Regions from separate parts of the Mus musculus genome. Here region 2 is linked to region 1. A link is a contact called in ENCODE Hi-C data. All regions are on one chromosome and are shown on one strand. Each heading gives the region's core, a stretch centred on a gene start or an enhancer-like site at or near the end of the contact. The rest is flanking DNA. Distances are from core to core; before and after follow the strand shown.

Evidence for each region. A loop is a pair of places that touch in the nucleus more often than their neighbours do.
Region 2: a map of left cerebral cortex shows a loop between it and region 1 (8-fold over the local background). The contact joins the promoter of Gata4 here to the promoter of Dleu2 in region 1. A Hi-C loop is called at or near these places in 5 of 37 maps with a recorded cell type or tissue (ES-E14, T-helper 2 cell and left cerebral cortex).

Annotation. Positions count from the first base shown.
Region 1 is chr14:61,679,721-61,685,256 of GRCm38, reverse strand. It overlaps Dleu2 (deleted in lymphocytic leukemia, 2), which reads left to right and starts at 2,884. Exons shown (of 7, transcript NR_028264.1): 1 at 2,884-3,147.
Region 2 is chr14:63,242,702-63,248,237 of GRCm38, reverse strand. It overlaps Gata4 (GATA binding protein 4), which reads left to right and starts at 2,967. Exons shown (of 7, transcript NM_008092.4): 1 at 2,967-3,087.

The DNA.
Region 1 (5,536 bases), core at 1,635-4,134:
TCCTTAGTCAGGTGTGGGTGAGCAGGGCGAGCACTCCAGCAAACGGTTTCCACTTTCAACTCCCCGAGACCCTGCAGGTCTTTCTCACACTTGCCCAGACCTACAGATACTGCTGCAACAAAGGTGTTACTAAACAGAATAAAGTGTGTGGTAAAGAAAGTATGGGGGTGGGGTGAGGGTGGAAGCTGTTTCAAGTCAGTGTTGTTTCTCTGTGGGGGAAGAAGGGGAAGCGAGGACACGTTTTAGCTGACTAGATTGACACCAGCTGCCATTCCTGAGCGCCCCAGTTGTGTTTGGTTACCTTCACCTCGTAAGATGCCTTCCCTGAACTGCTAAAGTCGGCCCACCCGTCTCTTTGAAACCTGCCGGAGGCCGCCTTTGTCACTGCAATGACTCCTATGAGGGAAGAGGGATACCACTAGTTTCGTGAAGTCTTTTAAATTGTATAGAACTTTGGTTATTTGCGTGTGGGCGGGATGCTTATCCAGTTTCAGCCGGGCAAGAATTCCGTGGGCCTCGAGTCCCAAGAGGCCTTTGCGCACCCTCGCCTGCGTTCCTGCCTGAGACCCTGCTAAGACATCTGCCACTAGAAGCCAAACTCGTTCGTGTCACACTCCTTTACTTCTGCAGGGTCTCAGTCTTCAACTTCGAGACCCAGACCAAACTCTCCATGCAAGATTGATGTACTATCCATATGCACTTTTCCGGAGATGGGAGTTTGGGGGGAGGGGGACCCTTCGCAACCTAGGACAGATCCTGGCAACTCCTGGGCTTCCTTCGGGAACAGCTCCCCCCACCCCCACCCCCATCTCGGCCAATGTTTGCGACCCTACACTTAGGTCTGCCACCGCTGCCCTTAGGGAAGTGGCTGTGACTGATGCGCCTGAAGTGGTTTCGTTTTGATTCCCTTCCCTCCTCTCCGCGGCTAGGAAGACCGTGAAAGAACAAAGTGGGGGCGGAAAGCCGGTGTCTTAACAAAATAGCTGTGCCGCTGAGCCTTAGTCGGAGGACGGGGTAAGGCAACCATGACCATGCCTTGACAAACTCTGACCCTTGCAAGAGTGGGAAGGACCAGGAGGCCCTGACTTGTTTACTAAATGCAAAGAAACGTGATTTGTAGCTATTGCTGCAACCAAAGTGTCAAAGAAACGAATTTGCATTCATAAGAGGTTTGTTTTCCAAATGCTGAGTAATGAAGGGTACAAGGACCGGGAGGTGAGTAGCTAGGGCCTTTGGATAAATTGCAGAGGATGGGGAAGATTGAGGTCCCGCCCTAGGCTCTGCACACCGCCAGGTGTGGGCGACCAAAGCCTATCAGGCCTGCAGCTCCAAACTTTAGAAAGGAAGCGAGTGCTGCAAAAGTTCACTTTATATTGTCTCACTTCCTTCTTTTAGCAAGCACACACATAGCAAACTTGGAAGGCACGTTCTAAGCTTTAGAATCTAAAGTTTCTCCTTTAAAAAAAAGAAAGAAAGAAAGAAAAGAAATAGAAATAGAGAGAGCGAAAGCAAGCGGGCCTAAATCTGGAAAGGTTTCTCAACTCTAGGCAAATCTATTTCCTCCCCCATCTGACTCTTGGAAAAGCTCTACCAGGTTTGGACCCACCCTTATACCTAACTTCCAAGCCCCTCACAGTAGGTAGGTGCCCGTGCTGAGGCGTGGTGGTGGTCCGAACTTGGGGCGGGGGAGTGGGATGGGGGGAGTTCTTCTAGACTGTTTACCCCTCTCCAGTTGCTGGGAAAGTCCGATGCGTTTCCTGTTCTCATCCGAGCTCAGCCTGTTTTCCTGAATCAGTGATCTGGTAGCTAACTTATTATGTTCTGATCCTGAAAAGTAAAACTGCGTTCTGAAATCAATTACTTAGGAAAGGGACTAGAAGCTACAGAAGTTAATCACGCTTAGACTAACCACTTAGTTTGCCTTAATTGTAAGGCCTTCCTTTGGTGTTTATCGCACTTTTTGTTTACACTGAGCCCTCCGCCTAGGCTTTAGGCCAGCAGGGCGCTCAGTTTCACTTCGGGGTTTGGAGGGGCCTATCACTTCGTCCTCGGGGTTTAAAGGCAACTTGTAATGGTTTGCCCCAATCACTCCTGTAACCAAAGAGTAAGTCCTCAAGAACCGCGTTCCCTTGTCAAGGAGTCGGATGCGCAAATGCCTGGGGCTTTAAGCAGCTGGGAAAGCGAGAAGGAAGCTAGCGTGAAGCTAGCTGCACCTGCGGATCCAGAGCGTCCGCCCCGCGCTTCCCGCGCCCAGCGCTTTTGCCTGGGAGCTGCTGCGAGCCACCCCCGCACCCCTCACGCCCGTTGGCCGGGGGAGCGAGGCCTAGCAAGCGGACGCCTGCGGGAGCCGCCGCACGTAGGGGGCACAGGGACTTGTCCAGGCCGTGGGCTCCAAAGCGAGGCCCAAACGCGCGCGCTCTCTGCAAGTAGGGCGGTGGCGCTCCCAGAGACGGAGGGAGGTAGAGACGCCCGAGCGAGCGAGCGAACGGCACGCTCGGGGCCACTCCGCGCGCAAGGCTCGGGTCCGGGAGAAATTCCCCCCCCCCACCCCCCGTCGAGTGGTCAGAGTGCGGGTCCCCAGGTCGTGCACACCACCCGGGCCGGCGACCCCAGCCAGGAGCAGGGGAGCGCCGCAGGGCGGAGGCCGCTGCCACGGAACCAGGCGGGCGGCGCACAGCCCCGGGGAGCTGGTTTTCCCGAGAGGGCACGTGACGGGGTTGGCAGCGCTCGGGCCCGGGCGGGGGGAGGGGGAAGTGGCGAGCAGGAGGCCCGGGGGCGGGCGGCTGGCGCGCTGTGTACTTAGGTCGTGTGCTGGGGCTTTTCTCTCCTGGGAGCGGGCCGAGGGGCGGGGGAGGGGCCACCGCTCCGCCTTCTTCTTTTCGCAATGTTGACGCAATCTATAAATAGTGGAACAAAAGGACCAACTTCCTCGGAGCTTTGCTGAAACTGCACAAAAAATCGAGCTGGGGGGTTCCCTGGTCCCCGATGTTGGGGCGGAGAGCGCGGCGCCGAGGGAGGGGGCGGCGCAGACCGGCCTAGGGGACACCTGGTCGAGCGCAGCCGCCGCTCCGCTCGAGCCCTGCGCTCCAGTGCCCCCACTGGCTGGAGAGCTCGCCCAGACCGGGGGTCTTCCTCCGTCGCTGACAGGTCAGTGCGCACCGCCCCTTTCGACTCTAGGCTGCTTTTCTCCCTCCTCCAGCCTCCACTTTTAGAAGGGAACCGGGGCGGGGGCGGGGGGCGGTAAGGAAATAGAACGAGGAGCAGCAGCGACAGAAGGAAAAAAAAAAAAAAAAAGCAAAGCTGTAACCCCGGCGTGCACGGAGCGAAGAGAGTGAGGGGCTCCAGGAGGAGATCTGCGCGTGGCCCCCACGGGAGACGGAGCTGGCAGAGCAGGCGGGCCGCAGGGTGAGAGGAGGGGGCTCCCCGGAGGCCGTGCGCGTCTCTCGGTCCCCTTTGAACGCAGACCTGCAGAGTCCGCCTGGTCCACGGTGGGAGGAATGAGTGGAGAATTGTCGCCGCCGCCACTGCACCCCCGAGGCCCACGCACCCTGAGCGCCTAAATTTGGGGACAGGGTGGGAGGGGGGCACCCTGCGCTCAGGGAGCAAGGACCTGAACTCAGGAGCCCGCTGCTTCGCCGTTGGGGAGGGCGGAGCTGGCGCTGTTGACAGCGGTGAGGGAGCAGGGAGGGCGAAAGTTGGGGAGAGGAGGCGGGAGAGGTGGGAGTCTAGTTGAAAAGGGGGGGGAGGGAGCGCGCGCGCGGGATTCTGAGGGGCGTGGATCACGTGATGGGCAACCACCCCCGCTACAGGCTGGCGGTAGGGTGACGTCACCACCCTGCCTGCAGGGGGTGGCACTTCCGTTTTCTCCCCCCCCCCACCCCCCCCAGGGCTGCTGCTCCCAAGCTTCTGCACCCTCCTGAGGGTGGGCAATAGTCTGAGGTCATCAGGTGCTTTGGCAACAACCGGGAGTTAGGCAATGAGGGCTAGGTCTGAAGCTCAAGCCGGGCCGCCCCTCGACGCGCCCCATTGTGTGAGCAGTGGGCGAGGGCGGTGCCGGGTGCCGGGCCCCCCGCGGCTCCCAGCTCCAAAAGGGCGGGGAGGACTCTGTTCCGTCAAGGCGGAGTCTGGCCACTAGCTGGTTCCTGAGTCCAGACTTCGAGATCCCAGCGACTAGGGTCTTACTCGCCTGACTAGCCCTCTGGGCGCCTGGTGGTTAGGAGCCAGTTCTATGGCTCTGGTCCGTGGCCCAGCTTGATGGGTGTGTGGTCAATCTGTCACCACTGGAGCGACTCAATTCCAGCAGTCCTTAAGAGCTATTTTGAGTAAACTCTGGGTTTTGGTGACTCAGCTCGGTGAGCGGCGCTATTTATAGGTAGATGAGTTAAGAGCGGGGAAATACGCTTCGATAGGATCGGTCCGCCCTATTATAGCAAAGATCTCTACTAAGAAGCAACAATTTAAAGTCTTAGGAAAGAAAAATACTTGGTTCTTAGAATCTGTGTTGTAAGGAGAAGACTTAGAACAGTGAAAGTGGAACATTTCCCGGAGTAAATGGAGAATTTGGGGACTGTCATGACCATTAACTGGCTTTTCGGTGTAGGTTACTGACTCTCCTAGACACCTGCAACATAGAATGCCCATATTAGAATGATAAAAGGGGAAACTAAATGCTGGCAAAGTCCCTGCACTATATTCTGTAACAGGAAGGGATGTGTGATATTTATCTAGTGTCAAAAGTCTGGTCTGGTGGGAATTTTATGTTTATCACCCAATTTCTTCCAAGAAAGTACAACAAAAACGTGTGCTTTTCTTCCCTAGTGTGTAAATGTGCCACTAGTACGTTATTGCTTGTTGGGGTGTTATGATTTTAATTTTCACATTCCCACATTCCTTCAGCCTCCACTTTAGAAATCCAAGAGGCATATGCTATGAGAAAGATTGTGAGGTTGTCTGTCGGGTGGGAAGAGTTGAGTGAGCTCTCCTAGCCGCTGTAGCTTTCCATAGGTAGTGTCACCTGGGGTGTCTCTTGAAAGAAAGATGGTGACTTCCTGAGTGGTTAGGTCAGCTAAGAATAAAAGTGTCCAAAAGACTACAGAGTACACACACTGGGGCCTGCAAGATAGATGTGCGTACTGGTACGGGTGCTGGGTGGGAGTTGAAAAGGGGTAAGAGGGAAGCTGGACAGATGGTCAGGGCCTTCATGATTCAGAATAACCATGCTGAGGAATTTGTATTTGTACCTGAATGGGCATTTTTATTTTTTTAGCCTTTTAGGATGAACAGATATGCTTTGAGGGGAAAAAAAAAGCAATGGGTGGTGGTTGGTTTTTTTTTTCCTCCTACAAGTAAACAGAAAATGTAGCACAGGATTTCAAAGGGTTTCTCTGCTTTGTGATGCCTCAGCTCAAAACCTGCAAGAAGGGAAAACCTCCAGAAGATGTCTGATAGATGTGACAATTGGTCACATAGGCCTTGTGAGGATCTGGGAGGCTTAGAGATGGGATGTAAAAGGATTGTGAGCTAAGATAGAACCTGC
Region 2 (5,536 bases), core at 1,718-4,217, 1.6 Mb before region 1:
GAAATAAAATGTATTCTTTTGTGCTGCAAAGATTATTTAGGAATACGGCTCACCTAAATCAGTCTTATTACGGAAAGCTACAGACTTAAGGCTGGATCATTAGACTCTCCACCTTCACTCTGAGCAAAAAGATCTAAGAAGGTTGAAGGTGAGCCTGCCGCCTCTGCCCAGAGACCATGGGAAAGGAAAGTAGAAAGGGGAACGTGAGCCGGGTTGAGCCACCCCCACCCCATCCTAGTGACATAGTCCTTAAAAATAGCCAAGTCTGATCCTCAGCGTTGCCCAGCCCCCCTCCTCTCTTTGGCCTCCCTAGTCTGAGAGGAGCCGATAACCCCCCTCCATCTCCAGCCAGCAAGGCCTTGAAATGCTCCCCGCTCCTGGCAACGCACAGAGGTCGCCTAGTTCTGGTTCCAGCAGAGGAAGGGAGCAACTGAAGGACCGGAGGCAAGGGGAGGAAGGAGGGAGGGAATGAAGAAAAAACCAAAAGCGCCCAAGAAACGCGTCTGGTTTGACTCTCAGCCCACACACCGGGAAAAATTTGTTGTGTGGGACCCAAAGTGTGGGGGTTAAGTCACAGGAAGCTGAAACAAATGTCTCTGTCCCAGGCGCCTTCAGAGTCAGAGATCTGTCTCGGGCCTCCCGCTCGCAGCAGTCAGCTCAGCGGGAGATGCCTGGAGACTCCTGGAAAGGAAAAGCGGTCTGGGATGGTCTTTGGCTGATCTTAGCAAGAGCGAAGGATCACCCGATTCCCTAAGAGACTTCACTGAGTCTCTCAATCGCACTGAGCAAAGTATCCCCAGACTATCTGGGGTACCCTCCTTTAAACCGTTAGAACTTGGTTTTCAGGAAGGCTGTTGGGTGGGTAGAGGTGGGGATGGCTAAGACACAAGGAGAATGTCGCCTGGCAGCTGTTGGAGACCTTGGCGACACAGAGGCGTATCACACATGGCTGTTCCCCCAGACACTTAAGCCCCGAGCTTCAGACTTCATGGGTAACAAAACCAGGAACGCTAGGTTTGGCCCCGGAGCTTAGCGCATTTTGGTCTATGAGGGACACTACAGTGAGGCAAATCTGAGATCTAAGGCACACAAGTCAGAGAAAGAGAGAGGGGGGGGGGAGGGGGAGGAGGAAGGGAGGGAGAGAGAGGGAGAGGGAGGGATAGAGGGAGAGAAAGGGGGAGAGGAGAGAGAGAGACAGAGAGACAGACACGCCTCGTTGGCTTGGGCTGTGGGCCTTTGGCTTCGTTTCTCTTCTGCTCACCAGGTAGTTGAGGGTTTCTTGTAAAATAAAGCAAGGGCCACGCCATTCTCTGCATTCATCCGAGAGTCTCAGAGGAGATGTTGTGGGAGGGTTCCTTGATGCTCAGCGATGGCCTCTGAAATCCTCAGAATACCATCCCTAAAACTTTACCAGATCTCGAACCTGCAGGCCCTGATTCTGACTGGCATTGTTTAGGATTGGGGGGGGGGGCTGGAGAAGGGACCCTAATCATGGGGCCCCAGCTTCCGGGGCGCCCAAGGGCTCAAACTGGCGGCACCCGGGGCTACTTCGGTAAATCAAGCCAGAGTGCGGGCAGCTCAGCACCCCTGACGGGCCTCAGTTTTCTCTCCTCTAGAGCCGCTCTGGACCTCGGGCCCCTTCGGTTTGGAAAAGAGAATTCCCCCGGCGCAGCCGTGCTCAGTCCTTCCTCTGGGATTTTCCTGAGATCCCCACGGGTTGGCCAAAGTCCCACGGGTTTTCCCTTTCAATTGGCTCGGCGTCCCAGCCTGTTCCTAGCGCCTGGGTTGCTTTTGCACTGGCGGGGCAATAGCAATAGCAATCTGCAGTCAGTCCTCGAACTGCGGGAGCCGGTGCCATCCCGAGCCTTCTCGGGCTGCACAGGGTTCTTACCAGGTGGTATTCCAGCCCTCTCCTGACCCCTCTAATCTTGTATTGGAAACCGGTGCCGGGGAGAGAAATGAGGGCTTAAAAGAAGAAAAAAAAAAGTTTAGCCCAAAGCGCGAGAGCCACCAGAGAGCTGTTATCTGCAGCTGAAGGCTGTGGTAATCGATGGGTTATTTTTACGCGGTAATAGGGCCCTGTGATTGCTCTATTAACCTTTAGACCTGTCTGAGGGACTCTCCCCTCACAGCTCCACTGCGCCAGGGCCTACAGGCACTGACGCCGACTCCAAACTAAGGTCTGGCACCCTCCCTACCCCCACCCTAGGGAAGGAACTACAGTCCTTGAATGGGCTCTAAGGTTAGAGACCAGGCTCCCCACCCCCACTTCATCCTTTTGATTGGACCCCAGTCGGTGAGGGCTACAGGGAGTGATGAGAAGGGACGGGAGACCGCAGGAGTGGGAAGAAGTGTCGGCGGCGAGGGGTGCGCGTTTTGTATAAATACATAAACTCCTGGGCTGGTGGAGGTTCTCGGCGCCTTGCAGTCTCCACCGGCTCGTGGGAAGGAGAAAAGAGCGCTTGCGTCTCTAGGCACTGACCTTAAGGGCCAGTTCAGGTTTTAGTGCCTCCTGACCCTCTCCCGAGCTCACTTCAAGGGCCCCGTAGATCTGAGGCTAGCAAGGCATCCCGGGTGACCCAGTGCCCCACCGGCGACCATGAGCCCAGTGTGCGAGGTCACCTTCTCCTCTACCAGCCCCGCCCCTTGAACAGGGCGCTGGACGTGGACCACTGAGAGTAGGGAGGAAAGAGAAGGAGAATAAACACGATCCTTGGCAGAGCAGCAAACCGCAAGGACGTCGGGCTGCACTGAGGGCAGAACGGAGCGCCCGGCACTGAGTGCTTTCCTTCCCCGAGAGTTCCGCGCGCATGGACTTTGCCTGTTGGGGGAGCTTTGGGAAGAGTCCTGCGGGCGGGCGCCGGGCGGAGGTGCTGCCGGGTCCGGGCTCCCCCGCCCCCGCCCTTGCACGTGACTCCCTTAGGCCAGTCAGCGCAGGCGATCGCTACGCGGGGGCCCGGGGAACCGCGCCGGGAGCAGGGGACAAGCCGGAGGCCCGCAGAGTGGCCGCCCGAGGCTCAGCCGCAGTTGCAGCTCCGCGGACTCACGGAGATCGCGCCGGTTTTCTGGGAAACTGGAGCTGGCCAGGTAGGGTTCCCCGAGTCCCTGCTCTTTTCCGGGGCAGGAGAAACTCACAAGTCCGCCGCCCTAGTTTGCCTGGAATAGGGAGGTAGGTAGCTGGGAAAGGAGACGCCGGTCACTCCAGTGCCCCCAGATTGGCTAAAAACTGCTCCGCTTTTGACTTTGGCCTAGCGAGGACTATTAAATCAAGTGAGACTGATTAGCAGCAAAAACTGATGGGTGCTGGAGAGGTGCGTTTGGATTGTTTGGGAGGGAACATGAATCCTTTTAATCCGTCCTGTTTGCAGATTCTCCAACTCTGCCTTCCATCCCACTGGCCAGGGCCCGTGTAATCTCTCTGACCGACTGACCCTGGACAGGCCGCATAGCCCACACTTTGGGGTGCAGATAGGATAGTGTCTCCAGCCTGCCACGCAGGGAGTGCAGAGTGGCAGTGGCAGGCAGCCCTGGGACCTGGGGGAGGGCTGGAGGCCCTTGGAGATAGGCTCGGAAACTTGCGGATCTCTTCTGCTTTCTGTCCAACCTCCTCAAACTCCTCTAGGGCTCAGGAATTGTGTGTGTTATGCACTGCTGAATACTACCCACATACACCGCTTTCGGGGAGAAAGCGACCCAGGGCCAAAACCCCGGCGGAAATCAGGGATAGTCTTGGGTAGTCGGCTCAAGCTCCCCTGATTCACGTATTCTATCGCTTGGATGTGACCCGGGAGAGTTGGCAGTTGTTACTCTTGGGGAAGAGATGTCTGGGTGATGAACTTTCACCAGGTGGAAGGAAAGAGGGGCTTTTCGGTTGAAAGGAAGAGGATAGTGAGGGACCCGAGGCAGTAAAGGATCCGGGGAAATAAGGCCGCGCTGCTGGGAAGCACCTCGGGAATTTATTTCCTGTACCTTTGGAAAAGGAAGGCAGCCAGGAAGGACGCTTCGGACATTAGAAGAAAGAAAGGTTACCTGGGGAGATTACGGAGGGTTAGTGTATAAGTTGGTTAGTGACCATTCTCAGTGTGGCGGGGACCGGAGAGACCCGCGGGAGCCTAAAGGAAAGACCTGTAAAAAGACACATTCCAGCGCGGTGTATTTTCTGACTCTCAAAAACAGGTTCCAGAAAAGCTGTGGACTAAATCCTGAAAAGAGAAATAATTTTCTTTCTGTTGGGGAACTTGGGATGAACGTTGTAGGGTGATTTGAAAGAGAGAGAAAAGTCTAGGCCAGGCCGGACTAGACTTAAGTGAAAAGATGGAGGTTACTGGGCCCCAGATCATAGATAGGCAAGAATCCACCCAGGAGAATGGTTTCTGGCCTTTCCAGAAAAGAGGGATATCTTCTCCACCTTCTATTGTTCTAGAAATTCAACATCAGGTTAAAGCATCACTCATTTGAAACTTCAGAGAGCTTCTGCCCACAAGCCTGCGATCCCAAACGGATTTAGTGCTTGCAGTTTTTCAGGCTTGCACATTAACACCACACGTATACTGTAAGTTAGATTACAGAATTCTAAATCTCTTCTTTTAACTGCTGTTAGTCAAGAAAAGAAAACGTGTATTACCTTAAAAAAATAACTTCCTGAGTTGACATTATAGAAAGTGTAATTAATTAGGACAACTACTTGACTTAAAAATTGAATGGTGGATTTTTTTTTTAATCAATGTAAATCTGCATAGTTGCTTATCGGAGTCCAGAGATTTCCAGAAAGTTTAAAACTTTATGCCTTTCTTTTTAAAGGGAAAAGTTGGTGATCTTAGGTCAAGTTTCTTGTATCCATCCTCCAGCCAAATTTGCTAGGAGGAAATGTCCAACCACTAAGCCGACAGTTTATTGTATTGCTAGAAGGAAATATTCAACCACCAAGCTGGTAGTTTATTGCACATTTTGAAGAAGTAAATATAAAACAATTTATCAGTCACCGTGTGACCGCACACTTTGTCATGATTTCCTTGTTGCTAGAGATGATGCAAAGATGGGGGAAACATTAGTGCATATACTAAATGCCCAATTCCAGAATTTTACAGTAATAAAGATGATGATTTATCGTAAGTATAAATTACATCCCAGGTACTCTCTTGTGGTGTAACCTGGAGATCTGCATTCATGGCTGTTGAATCATGTGTGTGCCTAAGGCTTCTAAGATCTGGTCATGAATGTTTTGTGTGTATTGCATTATAATACAGCCATAATCCTCCAATGACTGTAAGACACCTATAATATTTGCACTTTACAGATGAGGGACTGAAGTGTCGAAAGTTATTTATTCAGGAAGGGGACAGGCCCCAGGGTTTGTATCTAGTTCATTTAATATTACTGCAGATGCATCACTGACTAAAATAGAAACCAATCAAAAGTAGCTGCCTCTTCTCAAGGGGAATTGCAAATACTCAAAGTCCTCCAGTGCCCCACTTCAAGTGTCCGTTGATCTTCAACAAGTTTCACCTATACTGCAGTCTTGTCTTCAGTGAAACAA